Linked DNA regions of Homo sapiens: region 1 is linked to region 2. The links are chromatin contacts, found by Hi-C or POLR2A ChIA-PET in ENCODE. All regions are on one chromosome and are shown on one strand. The core of a region is the stretch at or near the end of the contact, and the rest is flanking DNA. Distances in the headings are between cores, read along the strand shown.

What was found. A loop is a pair of places that touch in the nucleus more often than their neighbours do. ChIA-PET counts read pairs that join two places held with the same protein, here RNA polymerase II (POLR2A). Pooled maps may share reads with other maps.
Region 1: a pooled map shows a loop between it and region 2 (7-fold over the local background). The contact joins two enhancer-like sites. A Hi-C loop is called at or near these places in 2 of 168 maps with a recorded cell type or tissue (both naive thymus-derived CD4-positive, alpha-beta T cell) and 11 of 50 pooled maps. POLR2A ChIA-PET finds 5 or more read pairs at or near these places in 10 of 52 experiments (AG04449, B cell, CD4-positive, alpha-beta T cell and 7 more).

Annotation. Positions count from the first base shown.
Region 1 is chr11:35,335,891-35,340,610 of GRCh38, reverse strand. All of the region lies in intron 1 of SLC1A2 (solute carrier family 1 member 2), which reads left to right. Among named protein-coding and RNA genes, the nearest start is that of SLC1A2-AS1, 56 kb to the right of the region's middle. Within about 2 kb of position 2,875, at least 10 of the 41 ENCODE cell types and tissues checked have a DNase peak (open chromatin) inside an H3K27ac peak, as active enhancers do; they include PC-9, where a contact is called at or near this core.
Region 2 is chr11:35,165,374-35,169,576 of GRCh38, reverse strand. The region is part of intron 1 of CD44 (CD44 molecule (IN blood group)); the gene reads right to left. Among named protein-coding and RNA genes, the nearest start is that of SNORD164, 4.5 kb to the right of the region's middle. RefSeq lists an enhancer at 3,489-3,548 and a silencer at 3,969-4,018. Within about 2 kb of position 2,881, at least 31 of the 41 ENCODE cell types and tissues checked have a DNase peak (open chromatin) inside an H3K27ac peak, as active enhancers do; they include PC-9, where a contact is called at or near this core.

The sequences.
Region 1 (4,720 bases), core at 1,626-4,125, 170 kb before region 2:
TATGGACAAGGAAACTGAAGCTCTCAGGGACTAAAGTGAGTGGCTGAGGATCATACAGCTAGAAAGGGGTAGAAGTAGGCTTTAAAGCCAGACACAGGTTCTTCCTACAGAATATGTGTGTGATTCAGAATTGTGCAGGACAGCTCTGTTTCATGTCCTATTCTTTTGAAGTGATAGACATTGTCCACTGACTATACTAAAGCAGATAGGGAGCTCAGATCATTCCATGGACTTCAAGTCCCTTAGAGGCCAGACTGTGGACAGCCCTTTTATCTCTGTGCCAGCGTTGCCCTGCCCTGGCTCCAGCAGTGCCCAGATGGACTAGAGGCCTTTGTGGCCTGTATTTTGGACTCCTTCCTATCACCCTTTGCCCTTTACCTCTGGCTTGGCACTGAGTTGGGGCAGACACCAAAGGAACAGGTCTCATGTAACATCTTTTCCTGACATGAGCTGGGTCCCGTTGCTTCTTCTCTCTGCTCAGAGAAGTGACACGTGAGCAGAGAGCTCATGTCAGTGTGTCTGCATGGCTGGTATTACAAAGCCTCAAGGAAAAAAGCTTAACAAGAAAGCCTGAGGAAATGGGGTTTTGGTCATTTAAATTTTAGGGTCATTGAGGGATGAAGCCAAGAGGGCTTTGTCGTTAAATATATTTTTGATAATTCCCTCTTATTTTTAATCCTAACATTGAAAAAGCAATAAATGCACATAGGAAAACATTTAAACAGAGCTAAGGAGAATACAGTGATCTGTGAGTCACCCTCTCATTTGAGATACCCATTTTCTCAGTTCTCCCTAGAAGCTGCTACTCTCAGCAATATTCTGTGATCTTTCCAGAAATATTACTTGTAATCTCTATATATACAATTATACATGTATATATTTGTGCTTATCAATCTTCTGTGTGTCCAATATCCATCCCTCCATCCATCCATCTGCCCATCCAACTTATGCTCAACTCTCATGGTTGAAAATCATTAAAAAATGCTTGAATCCATTCTCTCATTTGATGTGGTGTGTTGAGACCAGTGGACCCCTGACAGAGGGTCCTGTGAGTCACCAGGATCCCTATCTGAAACCCAGTCCTCATGATAAGGTCCTCCAGCTGGTAAAGGTGTAACATTGAGCCACACACTAACCAAACATCTCCCTGAGAGATTCTGTTTCCATACCCTGCACTGCATGTTTCCTTCTGGAGTCTGTCCCCTTCAAAGCAGAGTATAAGAAGATGCCCTGTGGAACGGATAGTTCCAGTTAGGTTTGATTTTATGAAATCTCTTCTTCAGCAAAATCTGTCCTGACTGACTCCTTGACACAGAAGGGCCCTGACCCACAATCTTGTTCACCGCATTGAGATTCCCTGATTCCATGTTTCTTGCTGAATGACTAAATATCCCAACAGAGGGAGGTCAAGTTTCTCCCCAGCAAAAATTTTTCCCAGTTAAATGGCAAGAATGAAGAGCTGACAAATGGCTATGACATCACTCTTTGTCATAACTTGCCCCAAATTACTGCATGAGAAGCCAGTACTCTACTGGGTCTTGCCATGGGACAGTCATAAGTAGAAAACAAGATGATCCCCCAAAGAATTGCCCTTTAGAGAGCAATTCAAAGACAGGAAAATCACCCGTTGGTTGTGTCCCTGCTTCTAGCCAGATCTTCTAGAGAGCTCTAGATGCTGACCCCTTCATCTTGAAAAGCTCAGTGGAGACCTGGGTCCTAGCCTCTGCCACTTACTGGTTATGTGATCTTGATCAGGTGTATCTTAGTGGGTAAAGTAATTGTGTCTATTTCAAAGGACTGTTTTGTTTTAGTTGCAAGTGAGGGAAGCCTACCTTAGTCTGACTTAAGTGAACTAGAGAATATATCAGCTTGTTAACCAAAGAGTCTAGAGATAACTTTAGGTGTATCTGGATCTAGGAGCTAAAATCTTATTATTAGGACTGATTCTCTTTCCATATCTCCTTGTCCTCAAACAAAGGCAGGTCATTCCCTTATAAGCTCCCGGCAGCTCTGGACACATCCTAGCAGCTAAGAAACCTCAGCAAAGAAGAGCTCCTCCTTCCCACTTTTTCTAGCCAAAGTCTTAGGACTATATCTCACTGGACCAACTTGGTCCACATGATCACCCACAAATCTATGTGGTTATGAGGATAGAGTATCCTGATTCACCAGTCCTGAGATGGGCATGGGTCAGTTCCATCCAAACCATAGGGACGGGAGTTAGAAGGGGAATTGCCCTGAGAAGTCGAGAGGATAGAACCAAAAGAGTAGCAAGCAGACACTAGGGAGGCAAAAAACAACAGATTTGTTATGTAGGGTCTAAAAGAAGGGGGTCAACAAGTGTTTTCTGTAAAGGGTCAGATAAATATTTTAGGGTTTCTGTTGCAATTACTCAACTCTGCTCTTGGAGTGCAAAAGTAACCGTAGACAATAGGTAAACAATAGGCTTCGCTGTGTTCTAATAAAACCTTGTTTATAAAAATGGGCTGTTGACTGGATTTGGCCCATGGCTGTAGTTTGCCAACTCCTGATCTATGCAGATACTACAATCTTCTTGTCCCACATATTCTAGAGACCTGAACAAATAAGATCTGGCACATGCAAAGCACTTAAGAAATGCTAGTTATTATTATATTGTTATTATTTATGCTATACTAAGGATAATAACAATGATAATGTTGATGGTAATTATAATACTAATTAGATAATGAGATATGATGAATTATGAGTCATAAGTCAGCAGTGTATTCCAGGACTGTTTCTAAACTGTTGGTGGAGCTTCCCCTCCACATACTCATAGAGCTGGAAGGCAGGGGAGAGGCATCCAACTCAAACATCTCATTTTATAGATGAGTCTTAGGCTCAGATAAGAGGCAGCACATGCACAAGTTCACACAGCAAGCTGGGGCAGTTTTGGAGTTTGCAGCTGTTTCTTCTGCAACCTTAAAGGACTCTACCCTATAGGTAGAGTCTGTTTACACCTACTGGTACACCCATGGTACACCTGTTATACCATGGTACATCTAGTACATTTGAACATGCAGGTGTAGTTAGATAGATATTCCTTGAGTTTTGGATCCATACTGAGTAGTGTGGTGATACTGTTGGTAATATTCCTGAACTGGTGGAAAGACCTGATTTGTGACTAGCATGTGTTATATGACTCATGAGAACTCCCTGCTGCTGAGATGACTCAGATGTCTGTTTTACACAAAGATTACCAAACACCTCTCGCCACGTTTGAAAACAATGAATAGTTACTCACTGCCTTTCTGACTACCCTCTTTGTCACTATTTCTATTCGCTTAGCATGCTGGCAGCCATTTAAACAGCTAGTCTTCTGTTTGGCTGGATGTTGGTAGGAGGAGTCTTCTTTAATCCCCCATCAACATGGATACAGAGAGGCCTGTGGGCACTTTTCTCTGTACTCAGTGTAGACCCATTCATAAAATTCTTCATGATTCTGGCAAAACCCTCCCTGGATTTTGGTTAACCAGCAGCTCTGCAGTAGTTTAGGAGGTGGATATTTTACAACCACAACTCTTTAGCTCTTTTTTTCCCCAAATTTATTTCCAACTTTCATCACTCAGGGTCATTTACATAAATCAATGCAAATAAATATTTTTCTTGAGTTAAAAAATGTTGTGGAATCTGCTGGTCCCAAGTACTACAGAGACCTCAGTACACTGAATGGAAAATTTGGGATTTGGTTTACTGTTCTAGGCCAAGGGTCAGAAAACATTTTTCTGTAAAGGGCTAAAGAGTAAATATTTTAGGCTTCATGGGCCATATGGAAAGCCATGAGTTGCTGACCCCGGCTGTGAGTGCTTGTAATTTATAAATATAAAATTGGAGGATGGAGTATTTGAATTGGCTGCCTAGTTACTTGAGCATAGTCCTACAAACTAAAGTCTTGGATTTGGGCCAATGTAGGTTTAGCTATGTGATTCTGATGCTTACTAGGTCATTTTAGGCACATTGGTGGCCTTAGTTCCTTGTCTATAAAATGAGGATAATAATAGCACTCTATCTGTTTGTTCCTTCCTCCTACTTGCTTATAGAATTGTTGTTGTGAGGATCAAACAAAGGAAACCACTTATCTCAGAGCTAGTATGTTCCATAAATGTTGAGAGTATAATCAATACTGTTATTAATATCAAAGCCCATTGGGTGAAAGCAAGTATTCAAGAGCAAACAATTAATGAGCTGATTGGGTCACCTTCAAAGGGTTCTAGATAGAGATCATCAAGAAACCTTTTTTCCTTCTCTTTTTAATTTTAATTTTAATTTTAGTTGTGGGGTACATGTGCAGGATGTGCAGGTTTGTTACATAGGTAAACCTGTGCCATAGCGGTTTGTTGCACTTATCAACCCATCACCTAAGTATTAAGCCCAGCATGCATTAGCTATTTTTCCTAATGCTCTACCCCCACCCACCCCACCCCCTGAGAGGCCCAGTGTGTGTTGTTCCCCTCCCTGTGTCCATGTGTTCTCATTGTTCAGCTCCTACTTATAAGTGAAAACATGTGGTGTTTGGTTTTCTGTTCCTGTATTAGTTTGATGAGGATAATGGCTTCCAGCTCAATTCATGTCCCTCTGAAGGAGATGATCTTATTCCTTTTTATGGCTGCATAGTATTCCATTGTGTATTTGTACCATATAAGAAACCTTTTTTCAGCATCTTCTGTGGGAGGATGTCTGAAGAGACTGGATCAGATTT
Region 2 (4,203 bases), core at 1,632-4,131:
CAAACTTTCCTGAGAGGTGAGTGGCCTGGTACTAGTATTGGAGCTGGGCTGCAAGGGATTTTCAATATGGAATCCAGGAGCTGGTCAATACATCCATGGACCTGTGAGATTATATGCAAGATTGTGTGTATGGATGTGTGTGTGTGTGTGTGTGTGTGTGTGTTTAGGTAGGGCAACATCTCTGGTTTTCATTGGTTTTCAAAGTCTGTGACACAACCAGGTAAAGAATTACAAGAAATTATTATCTTCAAGGTCTCTAGTAACCAGAAATTCCAGCATTCTGAAATTTTGGAACTTCTCTGTGGGCTTCGTTGACAACAGAAATGGTGTCTCCCTTCTTCACAATTATATTCCCAGTACCTAGTACAGCCTCCCATGGTAGGCAAATGTTGAATGAAATAATGAATTAATAAATGCTCTCTTTCTGCCCCCAACCCCCGACAGGCTGCAGTCTTATAGGGTGCAAAAAGATCACCTATCAGGTTCCTTTCCCACATCATATCTGAGGAATCACCAGCTGGTGTTTGCTGAGAATTCCTTATTGGATACTTAAAATGTCTTTAACCCAGAACTTTGCTTCTGTGAACATTTGCTGTTTTCCCCGAAAGCAAATGTTTCAGAGACCAACTTTTAGTTTTGTAACTGGCTTTGTCTGTCTGAATGTGCAAGCTATCATCTCAGTTACAGGACAGTATGTTCACATACCATCACAGGGCCATTTCTGAGGCCAGATCTCCTAGGGAACATGGCAAACACAGTACATTCCATATGAAGACCACCCAAAGACAACCTACAGTCATACTATGCCCAAAGAGAGGGCACTGTCAGTTCTCCAGACCAGACGTCTCCAGATTCTGCAAAATGAGTTAATTTGTTTTCTAACTTGAGCCACCCAGGTGTGCCTGATCCCTATTTGTCATCTCCTCAGGAGGGATGAGGCAGAATTAGATTTTTGGTTCCAGATTAAGCTATATGTAAGGAGAAGTTGCTTTATCATGAAGATGAGAATAAAGCCAGTTCCTGCTACTCAATGGTGTTCTAATTCCTGCAGCTCCTGGTCCATAACCACAGTGAGCACTCACTGAGTGCCTAGTCTGGGTTCAAGGTATTCAGCACTTTACACCTAATATTTCACTTAATTTTCCTAACAATCCTGTGTGGCAGGCATTTTTATTATCCCCATTTTACACAAGAGGTAACTGATTCATTGAGAAGATGTAAGTAACTTGTGCTAGTCACTGGGGGACCTGGGTTTCAGACTGGGCAATCTGGCTGATCATTTTCCAGTGTTAAATTCCAACTTATGCACAGGTCAGACACTGAAATGACAGGAAGCCCACTTACCCTTCATGTGATTTTTTAATAAAGTGTGGAGAGGTGATCATGAAAAGAGAGCCCTAGAGAGAAGAATTTGAGCTTATTGAATATTATTTTAAGATCAGAAGTCCCTTGATTCTGGACCACAAGATAGGGGCCTTTACCAAGGCCTGGTAAGGCTTCAGTGGAACAAACTTCACTAATGGAATTTTCACTCTCTCTCCAGAGAGGAGATTCTGAAGTCTTGACCTTGACTGGCTTTCCCCAGCAGTGGGCTGACTGCTTCTCTCTGATTCTGCCTGTTGGTCTTCCCATCATACTCTTGGGAATTTAGAAAGCCCAAACCTAGTCGTAGCCCCCAGGCCTCCTGCCCTTTACAGCCTGAATGCTCTCTCTACAATTAGGCAGGGCTCTTAGGAGAGGACTCCAGGACTTGGGGTTGGCCCAGGGTTGGGTCACCAAGGACACAGGCTGTCCTTGTGACATTACGAGATGTCTGCAGCCAAACCCAAAAATCTAGACTGACCAAGCTAAGGCTCCAGGTTGATGTAGCTGGAACATAGCTCTCTGGGTGGACTGCACCCAAAGTGATTGAGCTCCTGGGAGTCAACCACACACAAACCACTTGGGCAGCCAGAAGCACTGGTAAGCTCTCCAAATTTTTTATTTTTACAGTGTTTATCATTAAAAAGCCAGGATTCTATTTCTGTCCTCTGATTTGCTGAGCTCATGTCCAAAACAGATTGCACAACTAATAAATCTTACTGAGCTGGTTCTGATCAGAAGTAGGAAGGGAAAAGGACAAGGTTTTGTTGTTTTAAAGCATTATTGTTAATTGGATTATCTATTTTTAAAGCCAGGAGGCACAATGGGAAGCTTCTAACCAATTTCTCTTGTGACACAGGAGAAAATAAAATCAAGGATAGCCGAGTATGGTCCTCCAGCAAGTTAAAAAACAAAACAAAACAAACAAAAAACAAAAACAAAAACACACACACACACACACAAAACTCAGTGGTTCATAATTGCAGATTTCTGACTCCTACACCAGTGCTGTTGCTACTGATCTATCTTTCATAAGAGGTCTGAGCAAGCTGCTCTCAAAAAAGCCACAACTCACTGTCTTAATAGGACACGAAGAAGTCATTTTCTTCTTCATTTGTTCGAAGGCTTCAAAGCCCAGAAGTTTTCATCTGGGAGTCTTTCTAGCTATTGTGCCCTCTGCTGCCCCCCAGGCCTGCCAGTCTAGAAGGCTGGCACATCACTCGCCCCCATCTCCTGATGCCCATGTGATGGGCTCCTGGTGAAAGGGTGTATTGTTTAGCATCCACTTCTGAATGAGGCCAGAATCACACTTGGTGGCCGAATCGCCTTTGGCTGCCCAGTGCAGACCATGAGTCTTGAGTGACTCAGTCTCTCCCGGAATTGCCCTGGAGGCAGATGAGGGTTTAATGAGCAGAGAAAACAGTCATGCACAATCATACCCAGAGAATTTCCTCCAGAATGTGCCCTGGGTTGCTTTCAACTGAGCTATTCATCACTTGGCACTTAGAAATGCAAGGCACCCCAACGTCTTGGCGCCTGGCTGGACCCCCTGATTTCTCTGCCTTTTTTCCGTGGAGCCTGGAGCCTGTCATGGCAGTCAACGCTGAACCAACATGGAGGGGCCTGTCACATTGGAGAAGAATCCCAAGGGTTCTCCTAGCTGTTACCCTGGCCCTTCAGCCAAGGCCACCAAATGATCAACCCAATGCACAGCCTAGAAAGCTCTTGGGTTGTTTTGAGAGTTTGGAGAACAGTACTGTCCCTGTCTCCTAATGGGATGATGGGGACTTGGAGGTGAGGGTATGGAGAACTGTTTAACCCCCCACTCCTGGTCCTGGATCCAACAGAGTCTTTCTGGCAAAAGAAAGTATATGTCCCAGAACTGTTGCTTCACTGCACCAGAATTCTGTAACACCAAGTAGTCTTTGACGAGTGCGTCTTCAGGCAGAGAAACCACAGTACCCACCCCTGTGTGTTGCCATGGTGATCAGGAAATCCTCTGGCCTCACGATCTTTGTTTTCTGCTTTTTCGGATCTTATTGATTTAGCAGATTGACTAGCACAAACCCAGGATGTGGTAAATGAAATGAAAAAAGCATCTTGGGGCCCAAATAGGGTTTTTCCTCTTGCAAGTAGAAAATAAGGTTGGGCCACTTGGTTTTGTCATTGTATTTTTTTTTCTGGGTAGTTACAATGACTGATACATCACCTAATCAATATACAGTTTCTGCTAATGTCTATAGCTGGCATTTTGTGGAACTGCTTAGCTTTAGTTTGAGGGAAGACTTTCGTAACAGTTGAGGTAGGATGAGAAACTGTTACTCATAGGTAATATCTATATTTCAGGGCTGATTCATGGGTTGCTGACATGCTGAGATAAGCCGGGGGCCCCCATCTGGGAGTGGGATGCACTGGTTCTAGCCTAAACTCTGTTAATTATAAGCTAATTATGTGACCTTGAATAACTCCCTGTAGCTCCCCCAGGCACACCTTGCCTTCCTGCCACCCAAGATGAAATAAAAAGTTATGAAATTTTGGAGCTTGGGGGATAAAAGTGAGAAGGTTGATGTGCATACCTGGGACAGTATTAAAATCTCAAAAAGCTTCTCAGAAACCTCATATGAATTAAGACACATTGGGGCTCCACCCTCAGCAGAACCGAATGGATTAAAGTACATCAGGCTTTGCTATTCTTGCCACGTAGCAGTTTCCTTCACCAATTATAAAGCACTTTCACACCCAAAAGCAGCCTGTGAGGCCCAGAGGGTAGGTACTACAGACCCATTTAAAAGGTGAAGAAACTAATGGACATAAGTTTCACAGACTCAAAGTCTTACGGAG